Regions from separate parts of the Homo sapiens genome. Here all the other regions are linked to region 3. The links are chromatin loops, found by intact Hi-C in ENCODE. Cell type or tissue: heart left ventricle. All regions are shown on one strand.

What was found. A loop is a pair of places that touch in the nucleus more often than their neighbours do. Peaks named below come from ENCODE experiments on the same cell type or tissue, not always from the same donor. Only the 100,000 strongest peaks of a DNase experiment are listed, where the experiment ranks them.
Region 1: it touches region 3 in a loop (3-fold over the local background); 4 of 110 quality-filtered maps call a loop at or near these places.
Region 2: it touches region 3 in a loop (2.0-fold over the local background); 4 of 110 quality-filtered maps call a loop at or near these places.

The regions. Positions count from the first base shown.
Region 1 is chrX:39,333,250-39,341,249 of GRCh38, reverse strand. No RefSeq gene overlaps it. Among named protein-coding and RNA genes, the nearest start is that of LINC01281, 9.9 kb to the right of the region's middle. RefSeq lists an enhancer at 4,150-4,229. In heart left ventricle, no CTCF peak of the experiment used is centred here; no DNase peak of the experiment used is centred here; H3K27ac peaks cover 1,394 bases.
Region 2 is chrX:39,311,107-39,319,106 of GRCh38, reverse strand. The region is part of intron 2 of LINC01281 (long intergenic non-protein coding RNA 1281); the gene reads left to right. Among named protein-coding and RNA genes, the nearest start is that of LINC01281, 12 kb to the left of the region's middle. In heart left ventricle, no CTCF peak of the experiment used is centred here; no DNase peak of the experiment used is centred here; H3K27ac peaks cover 417 bases.
Region 3 is chrX:39,414,753-39,422,752 of GRCh38, reverse strand. The region is part of intron 1 of LINC01283 (long intergenic non-protein coding RNA 1283); the gene reads left to right. Among named protein-coding and RNA genes, the nearest start is that of LINC01283, 16 kb to the left of the region's middle. In heart left ventricle, no CTCF peak of the experiment used is centred here; a DNase peak (open chromatin) is centred at 3,312; H3K27ac peaks cover 1,333 bases.

The DNA of each region.
Region 1 (8,000 bases), 82 kb after region 3:
TCATCTTACTAAAACACAAATCTGATCACGGCCCTCCCCTAATAAAATCCCTTGAGATTTTCCATAGCTTTCAAGGAAAAGGCCAAAATCATTGATATGGCAAATGAGGCTACCATCTATGAATCTAACACCGCCTCTCATACATCCTACACTCATGGACTCATTTCCATGCACAGTCTGACATATCCATGCCTTGCTGTATGTGAGTCTTGTGTCCTGACACCTTCTCCCTCTTCTTCATCCATCTCTGATTTACAAGATTCATCTCAGACATTGCTTCTCCCAGCAATGTCTTCTTGCCCCCACTCCATGTTCTCAATAGATGTGCCTGTTGCTCTCAAAGGGCTCTGCATTCCCTGTACCCAGCATAGTATTTGCCGCATGGTGAAGTTGACCAAAGAATTTTTAGTTCAAACTGGGACACTTCTGAGAGTGAAAGGGGATATTCATAATAATTATATAAAGACAACTCAGACTATCCTAGGGTAGTCACCACGTATTGTCACCCTAACACCCATAGTAGATGCCCAATTCATATTCAATTCAATTATCAACAAACTCACATAATCCCTACAAATTTAGTGAAGTGATCTCATAAACAGAGCTCACATATCACAGGAGGCGTCCAAGATGAGCCATTGGAGGCCAGAAGTATTAGAAAAAAATATATATAAATATATTCACATATATAATTTCTCCTAAATCTCTCTTCTGTATGTTTGACTATTGGATCAGTCAGCTGGCGTCACAATTATGGTGAATGACAAAATCACCCTCAAACTTTGTGACTTAAAATAACAAACATTTATCCTCATTTTCATGTTTGTGGGTTGGCTGACTCAGGCTCTTCTGGGCTGCCAAGCTGCAGGTTGAGCATTGGTCTGCTCCACGTGCGTCTCTTCCTCCTTGGACCTGCCTGCTACCTGTCAGGTTCTTCTCATGGCAATGGCAGATTTGTTAAAGGGTTAGCCAAAACTTGCAATGATATTTCACATCTCTGACTGCATCACATGTGCTAACATCCCATTGTCCAAAACAAGTCACAAGCCCAAGCTCAATGTCAAGGAGTGAGGAGATATACTATGGCTACCATGATGTCATGGCAGGAATGTGAATGTACAATACTACTCCAGAGGAGTGAAGAACTGGAACCAATAATTCAATTTATCTCATTATGTATGCATTATATTAGGGCAGTAGTATACACACACATACACACAAACATGCACACACCTGGAGCCACTATATAACTTATAGATACATATGTGTTTTTATATATATATATATATAATATAATATATATATTTTATACATACACACATACATACACACATATATGTAAATATGGAACTCAAAATATTTCATGGATCAACAGAATTTGGACACAGCATCATATTATTACCATATGGTAGGTAGTACGTCTGTTAGTGCTCAGTAGTCATTGATTGCCTCTCCCAGGAATCATAAATACCCTTTTGTTGACAGTTGAAAATACTTAGCCATGCTGTCTTATATCCAGTGGCACATCAGTGTCCTAAGGAATCTCAAGGTCTTGTGACATAGGTACCTCAGATGCTGAGATTCAGGAGAACCAGGTTCCCATCCAGCTCTGCCACTTACAAACCACATGATATTGGGTCTCCCTCTGAATGTTTTGGGGGCTCAGTTTCCTCTTCTGTAAGAGGGAGCTATATTACCTGCCCCATCTACTTTATGGAGTTGCTGTAAAGATGAAATAATGAGAAACATCTTAGAAAGTATATGTTATCTTAAGGCTAGGCCCTGCAAGCAGCAGCCTCTGAGGCAAGGACTGAAGTGTGAGTTGTTTATGTAGAAGCTGACCAAGGGAGCACTGCTGGAGAGTGGGAAGTGAGACAGGGAAGGGAAGGCAGCCAATAAAAGGCATGCTGATGAGCACGTTATTGCTGTGGGCCACTGGGGCTCAGTCCCACTAGGTCTTCTGGGAGATGCTACAGAGCACATGTTAAAGTTGTCCACCCAAGGGATGCACAAGCTGGACTATGTATGCACCAACTTCCTGTCTGGCATTGGTTGGTGGCTGCTTCCTCTGCCCATCAGAATAGTCCAAGATTCCATATCTTGGCTACTGTGAATAGTGCCGCAATCAACATGGGAGTGCAGATGTCTCTTTGACATACTGATTTTCTTATGTTTGAGACATGTCTGCACTCTCATGTTGATAGAAGTACTATTCACATTGGCCAAGATGTGGAATCCACCTAAGTGTCTATCAACAGATGAATGGACAAAGAAAATGCGGTGCATATACACAATGGAATATTATTCAGCCTTTAAAAAGAACAAAATTCCATCATTTGCAGCAACATGGATGAGCTTGGAGGACCTTATGTTAAGTGAAATAAGCGAGCCACACAAAGATAGATGCTGCATGTTCTCACTTACATGTGGGAGCTAAAAATAGTTGATGTGATAGAAGTAGAGAGTAGAAGAGTGATTACTAAGAGGCTAGAGAGAGTGGAGTTGGGAGGAAGGATAGGGAGAGGTTGGTTAACAGATACAAGAGTACAAACAGGTAGGAAGAATAAATTCTAGTGTTCTATAGCAGTATAGGGTGACTATAATTAACAAAAATTATATATTTTCAAATAGCTAGAAGAGTGGATTTTGAATGTTCCCAACACAAAGAAATGGTAAATGATTCAGGTGATGGATATAGTACTTATCCTGATTTGATCACCGCACATTGTGCTCATGTATCAGAACATCACACTGTACCTGATTAATATGTACAATTATTGTGTGTCAATTAAAAATAATAATAAAAGCCAAAAGAATTGTCCAGGAGTCTATGACACTGAGTCAATAATCTCTCCAGAGCAGAGTATCTGCCTGACCTCATTTGTGAAAATACATTTGTATGGAACTTCAGACTATTTCAAGCACTTGTATTTACACATCACAAAGCAGTATAGTGTGACTGTTCTGAGCACTGATCCTGGAGCTAGGCTACCTGGGTTCAAATCCCACCTCTGCCACTTACCAATTGTGTGCCCTTGGGCAAGTTATTCAACCTCTCTGTGCCTACATTTCTTATGTGAAAAATGGAGATAAAATAATGGTACCTATCTAGTGGAGTGGCTGTGACTATTGAATAAATTAATAAAAGTAAAGCTTTTGAAACAGTGTCAGGCACTCAGCAGGTAACAGTTTATGATATTCTTATAAATCATATACAAAGCAAGTAAAGAGTATGATTCCTTTTTGAAAGCTGGGGAAACTGAGGCAGGGGGAAACTTGCACACTCATCTGTCAGATTTGGTTGCTTTCTTTAACTCTACCCTCAGCCCTTGCCCAGTCCTTAGTTTCTACCTGGTCTGAGTTGGCAAAGGCTGGCTTCTGTGAGCTCACACGCTCCAGGCTCTGGCACAGCTGGAAACACCGGTGTGTGTGTGTGTCCTCTGCATCCCAGTGGTTCTGAATGGCAGGCACTCAAGGAGAAAAAGGCAATGCTTCAGCATGAATGCACACAGCCAGCCCAAGCAGCCACCCTTCCAGGAGCTCTGGGCCCATTGGGCAGCCTCGAAGCAGGAGCTATTGGGTTCTGGATGGCATACTCCACACCTTCCCCTCCCTGTGTAGAGTTTGGCAGGTTCCCTGGTTCATGTTTGCTCCCCCACACACAGATGGTGCCTCTTCCAACACAAAGACAAACACAAACACTGCTCTCTCTTCCCACGGCATCTTCTAGAGACCTGGCGGACACATGGGCAGATTAGTCCGGATTAAAGTTGGTGATATTTTTCTGTCCTTGAAGAGAAAGAGAGAGAGAGAGAGAGAGAAGAGAGAAAGGGGGAGAGGGATAAGGGGGGAGAGGGATAAAGAGGGAGAGAGAGAGGGAGAAAGGGAGAGAAAGAGAGAGAGAGAGAGACCAACAGAATAAGGAAAAAAGACACAGAAGTGCATGGACCAAAAGAGAGGATCAAATTTCCTTGATATAAAGCCAGGATTTGGAAACAGAGGAGACAATTATAGTCTCTGCTTTCTGGCAAAGACACTCAGTGACAGTGGGTTCCTGTGGCCCTGAGTAAATCTGAAGGAGAGAGCAAGAGTTGGGGGCCTGCAAGTGTGACTGTGATAAGGACACTCATGTTGTTAGTACAGAGGAAAAACAAAGCACAAAGTGAAACTCTCAGAGTGTGTTCTATTGATAGATCTAAATCGAACACAGGAAACGGCCCTGGCCACAGGGATATTGTAAATATGAAGGCAGCCGTGGGACTTGTAGTGTGTGCATGAGGGTGTGGTGTAACTCAGGACTGCAGGACTTCGTGGTGGGTCTTCTGCCAGAAAGCAGTGGCTGTAATTGTCTCCCTCTCTTTTTCAACCCTGCCTTTAGACCTGGAAAGAGCTTTATCCTCCTTCTTGGTCTCTGAGGTCATTTGTTAATGTAATAGTTACTGGGTGTTCCTCTGAGATGCAGGCATTAGGCCAGGCACAAGAAATACACATATAAATATGATGTCAGCCCCAGGCTCCAGGAGCTCCCAGTCTGGAAGAGAAAACAGAAACATCGTCAAAGAAACCAGCTCCACAGCAGAGGGGGTCACAGAATAACATAAACATGCTCATGTGCAGTACAAACTCAGAGACATCAACTCCAAAGAGTAGGAAACTTGGTGATAACACTCAGAATCACCTAAGATGTGTGCTTCCTGAATGCAAAGCCTGGACACAACAGTGATCTGGGAGAGAGAGGCTGGCCCACAGGCTCCCTGGAGCTAACGATTGTCCACTTGGGCAGGGTCCTCTGATGGGGTAATCTGGGGGCTGCAGGAGAGGCCCTAAACAGCTCATCTCCCCACTGCCATCTCCATGTTACAATATCTAAAATTTCGACATGAAAGAAATACTTCCTCTTGGCTTTTTAAAAAGAATTTCTTTCATCTGTAGAAGCACTTCACACCTGGAGCAGCAGTAGCATTTTCGCTGGGCTGCCACTAACATTAGATCCCTTGATACCTGGGGCCTCTCAGGGCACCGAGTTTGCAGTTAAGGGAATTCCTGGAGGTGTGTGCAGTAAAGAAACATACAAAGGTGTTAGCAAGTCCCTAGACCTCTTTTCTGAAGGCTGAAAGGCGCTGGAGGAGAACAGAGTAGAGGTGAAGTGGTAGGTCCTAGAAGCACGGAGAGAGGACTGCCCCATGGCCTTGAGTAGCACTGCCTGTGGGTTGATGTATCTTTAGGAGGGGGTTACAAAAGCTCATTGGACAAACTGCTATGGGCTTAGGATGTGCTATGTGACAGGGTGTCTCTATATTTTTAGACACAAATTATTGATGGTGTCACAATGTTGAAAAGAGGCAGTTTGTGGCCATTTTTTCCAGGGGGAACACTTCTCATTTTCACGTATCAGTGTCTGAGTGACTTTGTGTGCCAGACACTGATGGTTGTTTAGACAAAGGGTGTTCCCCATTTTACCTTGCTAATGGAACTTTGGTTTGTTCATTGGCAATGTGCCCAGGCTCAAAGGATAAATCATGATTAGACCAAGGCAACCAGACAATTCTCTTTTGCAATTGACTAGTACCTTGTGACCCAGTTCTGGACCGTGAGATGTAAGAAGATCTGTGCTGGAGAGACACTGAGAAATACTAGCTCCTCGATAAAACAAGGCCACAAGAGAACAAGGCCTTTTACCCCTTCTTTTCTTCCTGCTTTGGATGCTGACATGTGAGGATGATGCCTGGGGCTGCTGAAGCCATCTTGAGACCATGAGGCAGCCAATCTGAGAATAAAGGCATCAGTCTGAGGATTGTGCAATTGGAGGATATTTGTTGGCCTGGTTAAGCTGCTGAACCAATCCTGCAACTGGCCACCTCCAGGCTACTGGTTAAGTAAGCAATATGCATACTTGTGGCATAAGCCACTGGTAGGTAGATTTTTCTGTTGTACTGAAATATATCCTAACTGCTATTTCATACTGACATTGGAAATTGGAGACCAGAGTAATCAATAAGATGAAAACATATACTGTTAATTCTTCCAGGTGGGAAATACAAGTTGTTTTCTGTTTAGGTAGAGCACTGAACCTCACAAACACCAAATTTATTTGTAAATCGATTGATTGTTCATTGGCGTTCATTATGAGGGAGCCTAGGACGGCAGAAAGCTCATGGGACTGGTGTCTAGATAGCAAAGTTTTGGTCTCAGGTCTGTGATCTCAGGCATCAGTTCTCTCTTTCTGTAGAAGAAACACAAAGGTTTGAAATTGAATCAAAGCCCGACATTCAATAGGGCATTAGTCCAGGACAAATTTTCCAGACTGTATTTTTTTTCTGTGACTGAAAACCCTTACTTCTTCAAATCTGAATCTTAAAAGATGAATAAAATTCATCTTTAAATAAAATATCTTTAATGTGAACTAATATTTTATTTTAGTGATAAAATAAATGAATAAAAAGAGTTTCAACTGGTTTCTCTTGTTTATTAAATAATGTAATAAATATATATTACATCTATATCATTTTTAATTGATCCATGGTGGAGAATTTGAAGAGCTTACCTTTTCTTAGTAGAGTTTGTGTTGGGAAACACAGAACTAGATGGCTCTGATTCTGAATAGAAAAATGTGTTAGAGTTCTTTGCCGATACAAAGAGCCAAAACGAAGGTTTCAGCTGGTGGTGTTCTAGTTTCAGGGGGCCAGGGCAGAAACACTTAGAACAGAAACTGGGATGGCATCCCAGCTTCCTGCCTGTTGTTCAAGCCCACCCTGACTTTCTGGGTGAGGGACCTGTTTGCCAATGCTATGCTTCACTTATGACCCTGAATAAAAATCTGGATACGCTGTTCTATGGAAGTAAAGCAAAAAACTTTAATTTAGGAACTGTCATATACTAGTGTATGGAAATCCATTTCTGAGGCCCTTTGAATTCTTGTTTTCATAGGACAAGATCAATGGCTAAGAATCAGATAGTCAAATGCTGGAGGACTCTTTACTGAGCTCTGCTACAGGCACAGTGCTATGTGAAGACATGGTCCTTCTTTTCTAGGATGTCTGTATGTATGCATAGTCTAGAGAAGCTGATATTACAAGAGGCCCAATCCCATTTTTCTGGACAGAAGGAAAGCAGTCGACAGTTATATAAATGGACAAATATAATTATATTGCTCTGGAGTGGGACTGCTCTATGATTTAATTAAATCAGACGCGTTTAGCCCATTTCAATGGCTATTGAGGCTTCTCACTTTCAGAGTAGCTTCAGAGAGCCTTTTGGACTGAATTGTCTCGATGCAAAACACAGCTGAGTTTTGAAAATGGAACCCAGTGTCCCCAGTGTATTTCTGCCCCCTGACAGCCTAGGAGTATTTTTTTTTTCAGAAAGTCGAGAATTCAATACATCATGATTCTTTTTTAAATCATAGAGCTTTCTGCAGCCAACCAATCTGGAGTCCCAGTGAGTTAACTGCATTCTTTATCCCAAGGCAGTTTGGTAGAAGAAATTCTATTAGTTCTGCTGGATGCTGGTCTGAGTCCCAATCAGAAGATGAAGCAAGAAGACGAGATTGGCTGAATATACATATGTTTGTTTTGGGGTGAGGGAGTATCTTAAGAAAAGAGAGTTGGATCAGAAATAGAGCTAGACTCAAAGAACACTGCAGGCGACAGAAGGCCAGCACACTATCTTTCCACATGGAAAAAGAATGCCTGAGAATGAAGCTAATGCCAAGGAAAGCAAAATGAGATGGAGAAAAGGAGACAGAGTTGGAATCTGAACTCTTAGCTACAAGCAAAGCTTTATATTTCTGATATATGTAAACCAATAAACTCCTCTTTTTATTAAGAATAATAAAAAGCCAAGCGTACCACAGATTTGGTCCAAAAAGTCTAGCTTCTTCAGCAGGAAGGCAGGTAGCAAGGAAAGTCCTCAAATTTTCAGAAATGTAAAGAAAGAATTAAAAAATGGGATCAGAGACTGTGAAAAAATAAAGGTGATAATAAAAGTGCTTTGGAGGTATG
Region 2 (8,000 bases), 100 kb after region 3:
CAAACCAGAAGTGGAACAATCCCTGTTACATTATTAATCCCTGGAGCCATGTAAAGTTTCATCTGTTTTCTCTCAACGATTTGTTACAAACTACATTTTCCAAAAGCTGCAAGACCTACGACCAAACAGCATCTTTCACATGTGTGTGAAAATCCTGGGGTAACTCCTACAGGGCTAAGAGCAGAGGGCATGGGTTCTAATCTTGCCTTTGACACAAGCCAGCTGTGTGACGATGACAGGGCCACCTTTCCCCTCTGAACTTCAGTGTCTGTATTGGTTAGCTATTGCATGTAAAAATACCCACAGTCTTAGTAGCATACAACAATAACAATTAGTATCACAGATCTGCGGGTCGGCTGGGGTTTGGCCAATCTAGTCTGGGCTCAGCTTAGCAGCAATGCTTCAGACTGTAGTGGTTCTGCTTCATATCACAGGACTGGGGCTTGGATGGGCTAACTCTGCTCCACATGCTAGTGGGCTAGACAGCTGTTATGGTTTGAATGGTTTTGTCTCCTCCAAAATTCATATGTTTGAAATTTAATCTCCAATGCAACAGTGTTGGGAGGTGGGGCCTCTTGGAAGGTGTTTAGATTATGAAGGCTCTGCTCTCATGAATGAATTAATGCTGATAATGCTTGTAGGAGTGGGTTCACTCTCTTCTGCTCTTCTGCCATGTGAGGGCACAGAGTTCATCTGTCTTGCCCTCCCACCTTCTGCCACATGAAGAAGCAGCAAGAAGGCCCTCACCCAGGTGTCAGTGCCTTGATCTTGGACTTCCAGCCTCCAGAACTATGAAATAAATAAATTTCTGAGGTATTCTGTTATAGCAGTACAAATGGACTAAGACAACAGGCATGTTCTCTGCAACAGCAGAGGTATCAGGAGGAAGTGGAAATATGTGAGACCTGTTAAGGCCTAGGCTTAGAACTAGCATAAGTCCCACTCCACTGGCCAAAGCAAGTCAGTTGGCCCCAAATCAAGAGGTAGAAAGTATGCTCCACCCATGATATGCCATGACCATGATGCGACTGCAGGTTGGGGTGAAGAAGCATCAGGACCATTTATTCGACCTACCATAGTCTCCTCACTTATAACATGAGAAGATCAGCAGATCACATGGTTCCTTGGGCCCCTCATAACCTAAATATTCTGTAGGTCTAAATAATGATGTAGAAGCAGAACAGTGTAAAAGGATATAAACCAGTGAAAAAAACCAAGAAATAAATCTGGTATGTCTTAATAAAATTTCTCTGAATGTATGAGCAAATTACAACCAGGTACAAAGAGATGGCTTTTGAAACCTGCCCACCTCACTCAAATCGGGCAACTAATTTTCACAAGCTCAGCATATGTGAGCATCTATATAAAAATGCAGAAGGGCCCTGCTCCAAGTTTCCCCACCTGTCCTCGCCTCCCTAATACCAATAAGGTGATTTAACCTGAAGAAGAGGTCAAGAGCTGAGCACCTCCCAATGTGTACATGTTTTCTGCTTTAGAGGCAAAAGAAGCAGCTTCCTACTAGAGAATATGCAATAAAAAAATTATATCAGCAGGACTCTCTTTGCTGGAAGTGTGAACTTGATAGAAATCAGAAATGCAAATGGTATTCAAGTGCGGTTAAAACTTCCACTTTCCAAAAGGGGGAAAAATTAATTGCTTTTATACTTACTGTAGTGATAAGCCGGAGGCACATGCTATACACAAGGAACAGCATCCAGAAACCTTCCAAGAGGTGGAGGGAAGGGAGGCAATAAATCTCCCCTAGAAAGCCTCACGTTCCTCACTGCAGATGTGCATGGCATGTAATTTTTTAGCTGTGTGGTTCAGGGACCTGCTAAGAGTTTCAGATTCAACCGACTTCTGTGAAGGCTTGAGAAGGAGATGTTTGGGAAATGCTCATAAATGATAAAAGAAGAGCTTAAGCAGTGAGTAGGTGTCCAGAACCTCTCAGTTGCTGAGGAAAAGGTGTTAGTTTATGGATTTTTATTGCAAGGACATCTGCAGCTTCTCAGCTTTATGGAGCACATATGTTTGCAAGAAAGTCCCACAAGCCTCAAATCATGTCCACCTTTTTCAGAGGGTGGGCCCTGGAGGGAATGCCCATGGTGTATGGATTGATAGGACTTCCATGAATGGGGTAACTATTTTGTCCAGTTTTCCTGGGACAGTGCCAGTTTATTTCTGTTACTTCAGTACCTTATCTAGTTAGCAACCTCATTCACTCTCAAAAGTCTCAGTGGCACAATAACTTTGAAAAACTGTTAGCCTGAAAGACCAGGCTGTGCATTAGACCCATTCATCCATTCAGTTAGCATTCCACTATGAGGACCTGGGCAAACACCTGTTATTTCCCTAGAGTTTATGAATTCCTAAAGACAAGGGCTGTGTTTCATCCATTTTTTTTTAACTTTAAGTTCTAGGGTACATGTGCACAATGTGCAGGTTTGATACATAGGTATACATGTGCCATGTTGGTGTGCTGCACCCCTCAACTCCTCATTTACATTAGGTATTTCTCCTAATGCTATCCCTCCCCCAGCCCCCCACCCCCCGATAGGCCCCGGTGTGTGGTGTTCCCTGCCCTGTGTCCAAGTGTACTCACTGTTCAATTCCCACCTATGAGTGACAACATGCAGTGTTTGGTTTTCTGTCCTTGTGATAGTTTGCCAAGAATGATGGTTTTCAGCTTCATCCATGTCCCTGCAAAGGACATGAACTCATCCTTTTTATGGCTGCATAGTATTCCACAGTGTATATGGTTTCACCCATTTTTGAGGCTACGGCCCTTCTCCTCTTCTCTCTTCCAGTTGTTTCTCCCTGCTCCCCCAGGTTCTGTTCTGCCATTCACAGCCTTGACTCTCACATTATTTTCTAGAAGACTCTTGTCTCCCCAGTCCTCACCATAACCCCCTCCAACAGCCATTAGTTCTGTGGCTACATCCCTGGATCAGCCCAAAGGTTGATGAACATTGCATCATTCACAATCTCCAAGTCAGACTACGTCAATAGAGGGCCATGCCATTAACTCCCCCAGGGACTTCTAGAACTCATAACTCCCTCAGTCTCCATATCATTTTTGTCATACAAAACAAACAAAACCGAGATGTATTCTCTAAATTTAAGATCATATTTCAGAGACAGCAATAATCTTGGATATGTGGAGACTAGCTAGATGTCCCTCAAAAACATTTTGCTTTGTTCCTGGGTACACAACTGGACTATGTTTCCCAGTGGTCCTTGGGGTAAATTGTGGCCATGTGACTGACTTCTGGCCCATTACATGTAGACAGAAGTGATGTATATTACTTCCTGGTCCGATCCATAAATACAGATGCTCCTTGACTTATGATGGGGTTATGCTGTGAAAAACTCACTGTAATTGGAAAATATTATAAGTTGAAAATGCATTTAATGCACCCAACCTACACAACCTCATAGCCTACCTTAAACATGCTCAGAACACGTTTGCCTATGATTGGGCAAAATTACCTAATAGAAAGCATGTTTTATAATAAAATGTTAAATATCTCATGTAATTTACTGAACACTGTACTGAAAGTGACAAAGAGAATTGTTGTATGGATACTTGAATTATAATTTCTACTGAGTGCGTATCACTTTCACACCATTGTAAAGTCATAAAATTGTAAGCCTAATCATAGTAAGTTGAACCACTGTAAGTCAAAAACTATCTGTATTTCCCACATGGTCCTTTGATGTGTTTCTTCCATTTCCCATATCTGGGGGTTGGATATTGATGCCCACAATGGTGTTGGAAGACAGGATGAGATTCTCAGCCCTGGCTGCCCAAGAGAGACACCAGGATACTTAAAACAAAATTCTGTGCACACATCCCACCCTGAACTAATGGAATTAGAATTTCTACTGTCAGAGAGGCAGAGCTCTCCATAGGTTTGAACACCTCAGTGACTGTGTGAAGAAAAGTCCCTGCTTCTTCCACCAAGTGTACTTTACCTGAAAAAAAACAAACAAACAAAAAAACACTTCCATTGTGTTAGGCTCGTTCTGGCTTTACTTTAACTAATACAATGAGCAACTGCATTTCTACAAATGGATTCACCAGTCATATTCTTACCAATTCCTGGATGAAAGGAGGCTGTTGGTAGGAGGTGAGTAAAGAGATTCACATCAAGGAAAGGGGCACAGGCCTCCCACTGATCATCTAGGAAATACTTGAGAACCTAGGGTTGTGAAAGGAGAATTGTGGTATGGTGAGGAGTGGACAGATGGAGAAAGGAAGCTGAGGCCTGCAGGCCCTATTTTTATATGGTCTGAGAAAGCAGGTATGAGTGTGTGTGATAAGGGAGTGTGTTTTGTGAGTTGATGATATTAGGCTGAACTTGAAGTCCTCCTAACTTTGGAAATAAATTACTTGGATTACAACACTTTTCAATTGGATGACAAATCTCCTTGTACTTATGTGGCCATGCTCCTCTACGTGGAGGCATGCCTCCCTGGCTAAGAGAAATTGGCTTGCTACAAAGGTTTTGCATTCTTGCTGGTTCAACATGGGTCTTTGGCTTAAGGCTAACCATCCTGGAAGCCCATGAACTGGATGCTCTTGCTTAACTAAATGACTTTTCCTGGCTCTTACCAAGAGCTTCATTCTCTTTCTCCTTTTCCTTTTCTTCTCCTCCTCCTTCTCCTCCTCTTTTCTTCCTTTTCCTCTCCCTTCCCCTCCCTCTGTCCTTCCTTTGCCCCCTGCACTTTCCCCAACCTCTCCCCTCCCTTCTCTTTCTTCCTCTCTTCCTCTTTCTCTCCCTCTACCTTTGACCTTCCTTTCCCTTTCCCCTCCTTAGCCTCCCTTTCCCTCTCTTCCTTCTTCTCCTTCTGTCCTTCCCCTTCACCTCCTCTCCAGGTTTTTTAACAAAAAGGTAGCTTTCCACTCCAGTCACATCCCTTGAAATCCTGACCAGCCAGGCTATGGAGGTGATTGTTAATTGGCTCATTATTCACTTATTCTTTCAATCAACACTGTTGGTTGGGCGGGGCTTTGTTGGGTAAGGATGGGTCTTGCCAGGGTTACCACTGTGCTACAAGTGGACATACAGAGACAAAAGAGATTATCTTTGTTGTAGAAATAGTCAGTCTTATGAACAGCAAAAGTGGGCAGTTACATGGTCAGGAACCAAGGAAGCAGTTAAGCAAATCATTAAGAGTTAAAGGCTGCCTCATATCTAGCAGAAGAGACCTCAAATCCCCAAGGAGCAGACGATTCTGTTTATGAAGAGCCCATCACTGATGCTGGACGTTTTTGTTTTGTGGGTACAAGGCAAGTAGAACCCTCGCTATGGAGAAGGCTTGTCAAAGACTGTCCCTCCATGAAGCTCAGGGAGGAGGAACTTGATATTTTCTAGGGAAGGTTAGGGCAAATGTACATAGGAGCAAGAGATCTTGTAAGAAAAATGGGATAGTAATCTTGACACCTTCTTTCTGGGGGTTTTAGACCATCCCTGAGGGACTGAGGAGCATGATGTTGCCAAGCAAGAAGCCTGGTGTTCATGCATGAAGAGGAAAAGAGAGGGTGCATTGCTGAGCTGGTGTGTCCTTGGAAAGTTGCCTAGGAGGGCATCTAGAAAACAGATGTTTAGAAACAAAAGAAAACCCAGGAGCCCAGTTCTACTGTGGTCTGGGACTACCACAGACAAGTGTAAATCTTGGAGTTGCATGCCTAGTTCCACAGCATGGAACAAAGTTGGACTTAGACTGTGTACCACCAGCATTTCCCTGTTTCCTGGGTGATGGCGTTATGGACTTTAAACTTTTTTATTATGAATTAAAACACACATATGCAGAAGCTCACTTAATGACCACACAAGCCCCATCTGTGTCAAGCACCACCTGGGTCAAGACATAAAGCAAAACAAGCACCCTAGAAGCCTCCTTCATGCCCTCTTCTTATTATGCCCATTTCTTCCACTGTACACATCTTAATTTCTAACACCACACCTTCCTCTTGCCTGCTTTTGAAATAGACACGTAAATGAACTTATGTGATCTGGACTCTTGCATCTGGCTTCTTTTGCTCAATATTACATTTGTGAGATCCATCCATGTTGCTGTTCATTTTCCTTGCTTTGTAGTACTTCATTGTATGAATATATGCTGATCCATCTATCCATGCCCTTTTTGATGTATATTGGGCGGCTTCCAGTCTGGCTGTTCCAAACCAAGCTTCTGTTAAGATTCTGGAACATGTTGCCTAGGAACACAAGGACCATTTGGTGAATGATGATAATGAGACCATGGCTGGAAAAGATTTTCTCAATTTTTTTGACTCCTTGAGCAAGTGTGCTCTGGCAGCACTTGGACTCATTATGGGATGCAGAGAGAGAAGGAAGGGTAGCAGCAGGTGCTAGAGAAGAGACATTGCAAGATGGGGAGTTCTAATCAAAGTAAGTTGAACATTAAAAAAAGACATACCTCAGACTGAGGAAACTGAATAAACTGAGTTTCTCAAATAATCTATTTTTTCCCCCCATGATGCTGGAGTGTGAATAAGAAAAGGCCCCAGTAACAGTACCAAGAATAGTCACTGGCTCTGGTTACCTCAGTGAAATTTCTGGAACTCTGGCTTGAAGTTCTCTCCTTGGCCGCAACAGGATGGTCCTATGTGAGCCTGCCCTAGCCCCCCTCCTCAGTTCCTGTTCAGATGTGACTGTCCTTCATCCACTCATCTCGTGCATAGCTTGCTCCTCTCGGCTCAGTTCTCCATCTCTCCAGAGTCAGAGCCTTGTATCCATCAGGGGCCCCACATTCTTCCTTCTTAGGTCAGTTACTCACTGTTACAGGGTGGCACACTCACTGTGCTGTGCTCCTAGCTACCCCTCTGCTCTCATCCAGCATCCATTCGTTCGTTGAACAAATGCTTATTGGCCAGGTGCGGTGGCTCATGCCTGTAATCCCAGCACTTTGGGTGAGACAGGAGGATGGCATGGGGCCAGGAGTCCGAGACCAGCCTGAGCAACATATTGAGACCTCCATCTTTACCAAAAAGAAAAAAAAAAGTGCCTATTGACAGATACTTGGTGCCAGGATGGGCACCTTTCTTTCATGTCAGAGCCACTGCCTAAGAGCTTAATGAAACAACTGCCTAAGAACCTCCAACCCTGGGCTGCCATGATCTCTCTCATGGTACAACGGGTTCTTAGGTAAACATTTCTTCTACCAGGCTTCCTACCCATGCCCTCACCCCATTCTGGGCCTTGCTCTGCAACCAGCACAGTACAATGTAGTTCAGAGGAACTCGACCCACCCTATCTATGCTGAAGTGCTCACAGGCCTTCCTGTGGGGGTTGTAGGTAGCCCAGGAGTAGCAGAGCCTCCTGTATTTGCCCTTTACCATCCAGTAGAAGAGAGAATCTCTTCTTGTAGCTCCAGAAAAAGAAAGGAGCATTCTCACCTTTCCTTCATCCCCATGCAGGGTGGGGGATGGAGAGAAGTGGGGAGGGGACAGCAAGCTTGTTTGATAAGTCCCTCTCCTGGGGATACTAACTCATCTTCTCTTTTCCTTCTTTTGGGACAAGCAGATAGCCCGTGGATTGTGCTTTTTCATTTATGATAGACTATTCAGCAGAAGAAAGAACAACAAAGGCAACAGCCTTTCAGTTCTCTTTGGACTGCACATGAAATCAAACCTGGAACAGCCGTCCCCTGTGTTCTTCTCTCTGCTGCCCTGCCTGTTGCCTTTCTCTGCTCTAATTAATTCTGTTGATTCTCACATCCCCACTCCTGGGCTCCTCTATATAGCTGTGTAGGTCGTGCACTGTATAAACTCTCCCATCCCCAATCCCCTCTGTGTTTTGCCTGCCATGCCTCCCCAGTCCCTTTAACCCCATAGAGCCCTTCTTACTTCATTTCCTGCAAGTTCCTCTTCCCTAACTGCCTCAAGAGAGAAGAAGCCTGACCTCTGTAGGGCCTGACCCACATTTATCACCCTTGGCAGGGTAGGGCAGGGCCAAAGCCAGGTGTCTACTGCT
Region 3 (8,000 bases):
AGGTGATTGAATCATGGGGGTTGTTTCTAATGGTTTAGCACCATCCCCTAGTGCTGTCTTGAGACAGAGTGCTCATGAGATCTGGTTGTTTAAAAGTGTGTAGCATTTCTCCCTTCTTTTGCTCTCTCCTGTACCGCCATGTGAAGATGTGCCTGCTTTCCCTTTTTCCCCTTTGCCTTCTGCCATGATTGTAAGTTTCCTGAGGCCTCCCCAGCCATGCTTCCTGTACAGCCTGCAGAACTGTGAGTCAATTAACCCTCTTTTCTTCATAAATCACCCAGTCTCGGGTAGTTCTTTTATTTTATTTTATTTTTATTTATTTATTTTTTTGACAGAGTCTTGCTGTGTCGCCAGGCTGGAGTGCAGTGGTGCCATCTCAGCTCACTGCAACTTCCATCTCCCGGGTTCAAGCCATTCCCCTGGCTCAGCCTATCGAGTAGCTGGGACTACAGGTGCGTTCCATCACGCCCAGCTAATTTTTTGTATTTTAGTAGAGATGGGGTTTCGGCATGTTGGCCAAGATGGTCTTGATCTCCTGACCTCGTGATCCACCTGCCTCAGCCTCCCAAAGTGCTGGGATTACAGGGGTGAGCCACCGAGCCTGGCCTCAGGTAGTTCTTCACAGCAATGAGAGAATGGACTAATGCAGTTGCTATAAGTCTCATTTGCTATAAGTCTCATTGCTGTTGTGAGCATGGAGACAGCTCTATCCTGGAGCCCTGGGCTTGGGGCACCCAGAGAAGACAGGAGGGCTTCATACCAAGGGTGGCCTTCCCAGCACCACATCCAGCCCTCCTGCTCACTGCAGGGCAGCTGTGACACATTCATCCAATGAAAGGGTCACCAGGGGAAGGTCACCATTGAGCAGAAGGTGAGATGGGGGCTGGGTCTCTCACAGTGCCTCCTTTCTCCAGCCTCCTCAGCAGAGACTATAGGGCCAGGAGGAGGTGACGTGGTGGCAACTCAGACCTAGTCCCACTGATCACATGATGCTGGGGAGCACTGAATGGTTGTTGGAGCATCTGGACCTATGACAGGACCTTGTGACTTAGCCCTAGGAGGGCTGTGCCCATGCTTCTGCCCCTTTGCCTGTCGATGATGGAGAACTGTCCAGTGATCGCCTGCACAGAGGTCGGTCTGCCATCCTCTTGCAAGATTAATGCCTGTAGTCCCACTCTCTGCTGCAGGTGCTGTCCTCTATAGGAGCCACTGGCCACATATGGCTTTTTAAATTGAAATATAAATTAAGAGTAAATAGAACGAAACAATCAGTTTCTCAGTCCTACTGGCCACATTTCAAGTGTTCAGTAGGGACCTGCGGCTGGGAGGCCACTATATCGAGTAGCACAGATCTAGACCATTTCCATTATCATAGAAAGTTTTGTTGTATAGTGCTGAGTTAGAGGATGGGACAGGCTGTTTGACATTTACTTGCTGATGCTCACAGTAAACTGGCCACCCCAGGGGTAAGGCTTGTGGGGTGGGGCAGTGTGCCATCAGAGAATTCTACTCGATGCCTGCCTCTTCATTCCTCCACAGCCTTCATGGTTCACCTCAAATGTCACTTCCTCTGTGAATGACTCACTCCATTCCTGGGATCCCATGACACTCACAAACACAAATAACATACTATTCCATGCTTGGAATTATGCAGAATCATGTATGTTGCAGTCTGCCCCCATGTGACCGTCAAGTCTTTCGATGGCAGTGACTGTGCCTTATTTAGCTGTGTATAGCCAAAGCTTGTGGATGCTCAATAAATATCTGTCGCATTACATGTCACAGAGCCCATTCTCCCTCCATGAGTGTGTGTTCGCACAGGTCACTTAACCTGTCTGAGCTCCAGCTGTATTGGCGTTAAAATGTAGGTGCCTGGGACTGGTTATATTATTGAGACATGCAGTGAAAACCATGCATAAGATTGGCAGAAGCTTCTTTGGGTGTGATGTAATAGAAAATAGATCTTGGTAACAGGCATGTTTCTTCCACTCACCAGCTGTGTGACCTTGACCAATGTACCCAACAGCTCTGAGCCTTTCAATTCCCACTTGTGACAAGGAAGTGAGGAGAGTTATTGTGGAAGTGGTGCTGGGAACAGGGCCTGGAATATTATGGGGGCTTACTACCCATTAAAACCTAACCTATTTGCAGATAAAACCACAATCTCTGGAAACACGGGTTGGCGGTCCTGGGAGAGCCCAGGGCAGGGCTTGGAGCTGGAACTCCCCCCAGCACATGGCAGTCTGCCTCCGCGAGTTGTTCTTCTCAATGCACCTGATGGTGGTGGTGAGCATAATTCATCCTTGCTCACGGTTAATGGCTGGTGACATTTTGAAGATGGCTGCCTGGCTTTGGCTTTGCGGGCAGCAGGGGAATTTAAAAATGCCCAATTGATGTCAGGTTCCAAGAAATACAAAATAGAATTGCACACAGCACCTGAGAGCAGACACAGTCACGAGAGTGAGATGAAGGCTCTCAGATTCCCCCGCAACCCCCTGACCTTGCCCCCAGTGACTGAGAGTTGGTGGCCAGAGGGGGTCATCTGTCCTACCTGTTTGGACATGCTGAAATGGTGGACCAATTTACCATGGACAGAAGCATTTCGTGGGGACTTGGGGATTAAAATTCCACATGTCTGGAATCGATATTCTATGCTGGTGTTATAATTCACTTTTTGAGAGAGGACGCAGCTCTCCGAATTCTTGGGTGAAGTAAATCACATATCTATGGGATTAAGGGGATTCCCCTGCTTATAAATCGCACCCAGCAGTGGGTGGGTAGATGGTGTGGAGGAGGATGGTGGGGGAGGGGCAGAGGAATGGAGTCTCTGAGTCCCACTGGAGACCCTCGATCACAGCATTTCACGGGAGGCCAGCACGCCAGAGTGAGCATCAGACCGGTGTGATTTTTCTGATGGGAATGACACAAAAAGGTGGACTGGAGTACTTGGGTTGGCAGAAGCAGCCAGAAATGACTTTAAAGTCAGGCAGGCTGTTTAGGTAAGCACCATAAACAGCTGGGCCCCTTTCTGACACCAACATTAGCTACCGCATCTTAAAAGAAAACAACATGGACAGATTTACAGGATATTTTTTTTCCCCTTAGACTTGCTACTGAGTGTGTGTCTCTGCTCATTTTGTTCTGCTTTGCGGGGACAAATTCGGATCAATGACCTTGAATGTATCAGGCTCTTTCACATGGGGCAGAGCCAATTTGGACTGACTCCCAGCTAGTGTCCTTCACCCTTTCCCCTTCCTCAGAGGCCCTCCCAGACACTTTTTCCTTTGGGGAGAGAAACCCTGGCAGAAGCTCTTAAGAGCTGGCAGGAGGCCCGTGTCCCCAGCAGGATCACTGGAGCTTCCTTGGACTACAAGTCCAGGGAGGGCCAAGACTGGAAGTGAAATGCATTTCTTGTTGTCAGCCTGTTCCCTAATGGGTAACAGTTGATGTCGCAGAATCAGCCTGATGATTTGGCATGATTAGAAGGCGCCGCTTCTTAGGCGGGCCTGGGGATCATGGCTTGAGTGTGGAATTAGCTCTCAGCGCCCCAGGGAGGGATCCAAATCCCGCTAGAGAGAAGCCCCCACTCCCGCTAAGGAAGCAGAGGTAATAACTAATAACCTTCCCTCCGCCCCGCCTTCCCCTAACCTTGTCGTGAACCGTGGTTGTTTTGTTCAAAGAAGTGCTCGTGCAACCAGGCTCACTTTAATGAAAAGCAGACCCTTGCTCACCGTTGCCCCTCCTTGGGCAACAGAGATAAAAACCTAATGGCATGTCAGATCCTTGATGGCAAACTCGCCAGGAAAACAAAATTATCAGGGTAGAGCGGAGGCAGCGGACCGTATCTGCTTTTGTACCATAAAATAACATAACCCGATGACCCCCTCATTTGCTGAAGGGGCACCCGGCTGGAAACACGGAGGCCTCTCACAAAAGTTCCCGCTGCCTGTCACGGCCACGAGTCGGCTTCGAAACAACCTTGCTCCCAGCTCTCTTTTCTTCCCCTCCCCTCAGGCATCTCGGCCTTCATTTCGAATTTCCAAGGCACAAGCCCTTGATGACAACACGTTTATTACCATACAAATTGTGAGACTCTTGACAGGAAAAAGTCCTCAGACGGTTTCCTGTGCAGACACACACACCCACCCACACACACTCTATTCCACACTGAAAAACAAAATTCCCAAACTATCTCTATCAGATAACAATGTCAAAAAGTCCCTTACCTAACAAGTCACTGAAAGACTGTCTTGACAATTCATACAATGACGTTTAATTGCATCCAAGAGATGTTTTGAAACAATGTCAGAAGTTGAAGAATGGTGAAAGTCCTTTAAGAACAACACTCTTGTCAGAAGAGCATAGTGACCTCAAGGAAACTTTCCTGAGTCATGAGCCTGGCTGCCATGGCTACTTCTCTCTTTCTTCTTCTCTCCCTCCTTCCACCTGTCACAAACATTTATAGAGCATATATCATGAGCCAAGGTCCACGATAGGTTCTGGAGAAACACCCTTAAGCAAGACAGGAATGATCCCTGACTAATTTCTGACCACTCATCTGTAGCAGAGCTGCTTCTTGCCCCCCAACATCCAATATCACTTTCTTTCTCAATAATAAGATCCCCAATTTTTAGCTAGGCATGTGGGTCTCCATAACAAAAAATACATGTCCCAGCCTCCCTTTCAGCAAGGTGCAATCATGGGACTAAGTTCTAACTAATGGGATGTAAGCAGAAGTATTGTGTGACATTTCCAGGAAATGTTATTAAAGCAAGGGAAGCGTATAATTTCCTCCATCTTCCTCCTTGTGGGTTGGAATGTGGATATGATGGCTAGAATTCAAGCAGCCATATTTTACCATGAGGTAGAAGTCATGAATGGCTAATGGTAGAAGAGCAAGATAGAGCCTTCAATTGTAGAATCACTTTGGAAAACTGGTAATCTCCTACAAAATTAAACATGTACCTATACTATACTCAGCAATTCTACTCCCACTCATTACCCAAGAGAAATGAAAACCTATTTCCACACACAGATTTGCACACAAATGTTGGTAACAAATTTTTTTCCTAATAATCCCAAACTGGATAAAATCTAAATGTCCCTCAACAGGTGAATAAACAAATTATGGTGTATTCATACCATGGAAGACTAATAAGCAATAAAAAAGAACTACTGATACAGCAACATCAGTAAATCCCAAAAGCATTATATTGAGTGAAAGAAGCCAGAAACAAAGGAATAGCTACTGTATGACTCCATTTATATGGAATTCTAGAGCAGGCAAATCCATTCCCTGGTGATAAATGTCAAATCACTTGGAGAGGGGCACAAGGAAACTTCTGAGCTGATGGAAATGTTCTCTTTTGGTTGGGCAGTTAATTACATGGTGCAAACATTTGTCAAAATTCATCAGGATCTGTGTATTTCACCGCATGCAAATTATACAATAGTAATGACAATGATATTGATAACAATAATAGCCTGGTCCTTTCGACTTTGTCATGCCACCTTTTCAGCCCTCAACCGTCCACCTCTGAACCTGATTTATTATGAGAGAAAGAAACTTCAGCCAGTCTTCTTTGGCATTTTCTATCACTTTTAGCTAATCCTGTCTTGACAGCACTACATCTTCTCCATGCCAGTCACCGGTCATGCAGCTGACTCCTCCCTCTGCTCTGAATGGTAAAGTCCACAAGGGAGTAGGTCCCAGGAGCTATGACACAGGTGGAATTTGACAACAAGGTTAATCCAAGTGCTGCAGTTTTGAAAAGTCTCACTCCAGCCCTTGTTTCAGGATTTCCCCAGCCTGAACACACAGCCAAGTCTCCTCACTCATTCTCAGCCCACCCAGGAGAGTAGAGCATTGCAGAGTCCGTGCCCTCACACCTGGCAGCCCATTTGGCAAGCAGGATCCCACCTTGTGAGGTTCACTTTGGTCACCCGATTATTCTTGAATGCCGGTACCAGGACTATTCTTAGCACACCGTCAATCCCCAGGAGACTCTGAAGATGCACGTGGCTGAGTAACAGCTGCATCGCGGCTATTACCAATGCCATTATCATCATCATTATTGCAGAGATTCAGCTTTTGTGGTATGCCAATCAGGGGACGTTTGGGGGCCTTTTCCATAATTGGAAGAACCAGTCCAGGGCACGCGTGGGTTTCCATTCAGAGTGGGTGTGACCTCACGGGAAGCATACTTTCTTGTACATAGCTGGGGCTGGCATTTCTTGTCCAGTAGGCAACTGCCTGTGTGGAGGGATTTCAGGTTGATCTTCTGTCCTTCTCTCCTATCTTGCCCAGTCCTGCCACCTCTGTCCCACCAAGTAGTCCCCTCACCAGCAACCACAAATTCTACAATTAGGGATTCATTCCTTTGACTTTACATTTTCTCTGCCATTAAAATGCAAATCCTCCTGCCAGCTTTCCAAGAATTGTATTTTATTTCTTTTTTTCTCATTTTTCCCTTTTAAAATAAGGAGGTAGAATACATAAAGGGCCTCATGAGAGGGTATTATTGTGGAAGGAAGAGCATGAAGAAAAGGGAGATGGGGCAAGGTCAGTGAGGACAAAACAACAAGAATGGCGAGTACTTCCTGTGTTTCCAGCATGCCCTGGGTTTCGGCTCACATGATGTTATGAGAGTGACCCTCTTCTGAAGTTTTCTTTAACAAACGCTTGGTGCCTACTATACACCCAGGCACTGTCGCAACAGCTGTATGAAACTTAACTCATTTCATTCTCATGTTAACTCCAAGAGGTGAGTTTATTAGTATCCACAGATTACAGAGAAGGAAACTGAGGCACAGAGAGATTAAGTAACTTGCTCAAGGTCACATGGCTGGTATGTAGCAGAGCTGGGATCCCAATCCCTGCCACCTTGCTGCAGAGGCTGTGCTCATAAGAATTTTTATGTAACTTTATGTAACTATAAAAGAGCAGGTTATTGCTCTGCCATCATTGGATGGTCTCAATTGCCCAGATATCTTGCTTTTTTTTTGAGACAGGGTCTCACTCTGTCACCCAGGCTGGAATGCAGTGGCACGATCTCGGCTCACCACAACCTCCACCTCCCAGGCTCAGGGCTCAGCCTCCCGAGTAGCTGGGATTATAGGTGCACACCACCACACCTGGCTAATTTTTGTATTTTTAGTAGAGATGAGTTTTCACCATGTTGGCCAGGCTGGTCTCAAACTCTTAACCTTGAATGATCCACCTGCCTCAGCCTCCTAAAGTGCTGGGATTACAGGTGTGAGCCACTGCACCCAGCCGATATCTTGCTTTTTTACTCATACAATATTTCTTTCAAATAGATACTATTGTAATTTTTTTACAATGAGATGTTTTCATTGTAAGGGTGCACCCACATATTCCCAGCATTTCACTTTCCTCCCAATATACTTTTCCAAAGGAAAAAGATGTGGTATCTGTTTCATTTTTTTAAAAAAAAATGTCTACAAACAAAACACCAGGAAAATAACAAAAAAACCCAACTAGTGGATGCCGTGCCATCAGCTCAGAGACACCGGGACCCAGGGTGCATCCCCTCAGGCCTCTGAGATACATTTTCTGAGATTTTAGGGTGAGGGTTCTTAAACAACAAGAGGGGAGAAACCTAAAAATATTGTTCAACCTGGAGATGCCACAGGTGAAGAAAGGAGACACCACCCCGAGGAGCAGCGAGGACAAATATTGGAGTGTTTCTGATGGGAGAAAAGCCAATGTGTAGAAAAGGTCTCTTGTGTTAGCTGTGGCAGCTGTGGAAGGTGCTGGAAGCTGTCGGCTCCAGCACTGGCACTTCTATAGACCTAGGCAGTTGGGAGCCTGCCAAGGCCGGGAGTGGGGGGTGACATTTTGGAGAACAACACCTGGAGCCTTTTTTCCCCAAGAAATAAAAACCACATGTGTAACTAAGGGGAAGCAGACCATTCCACAGATAATTTCCTATTCATACCTGGGTGGAATTGGAATCTTCTGTGAACTTTGCTCCTGCCTC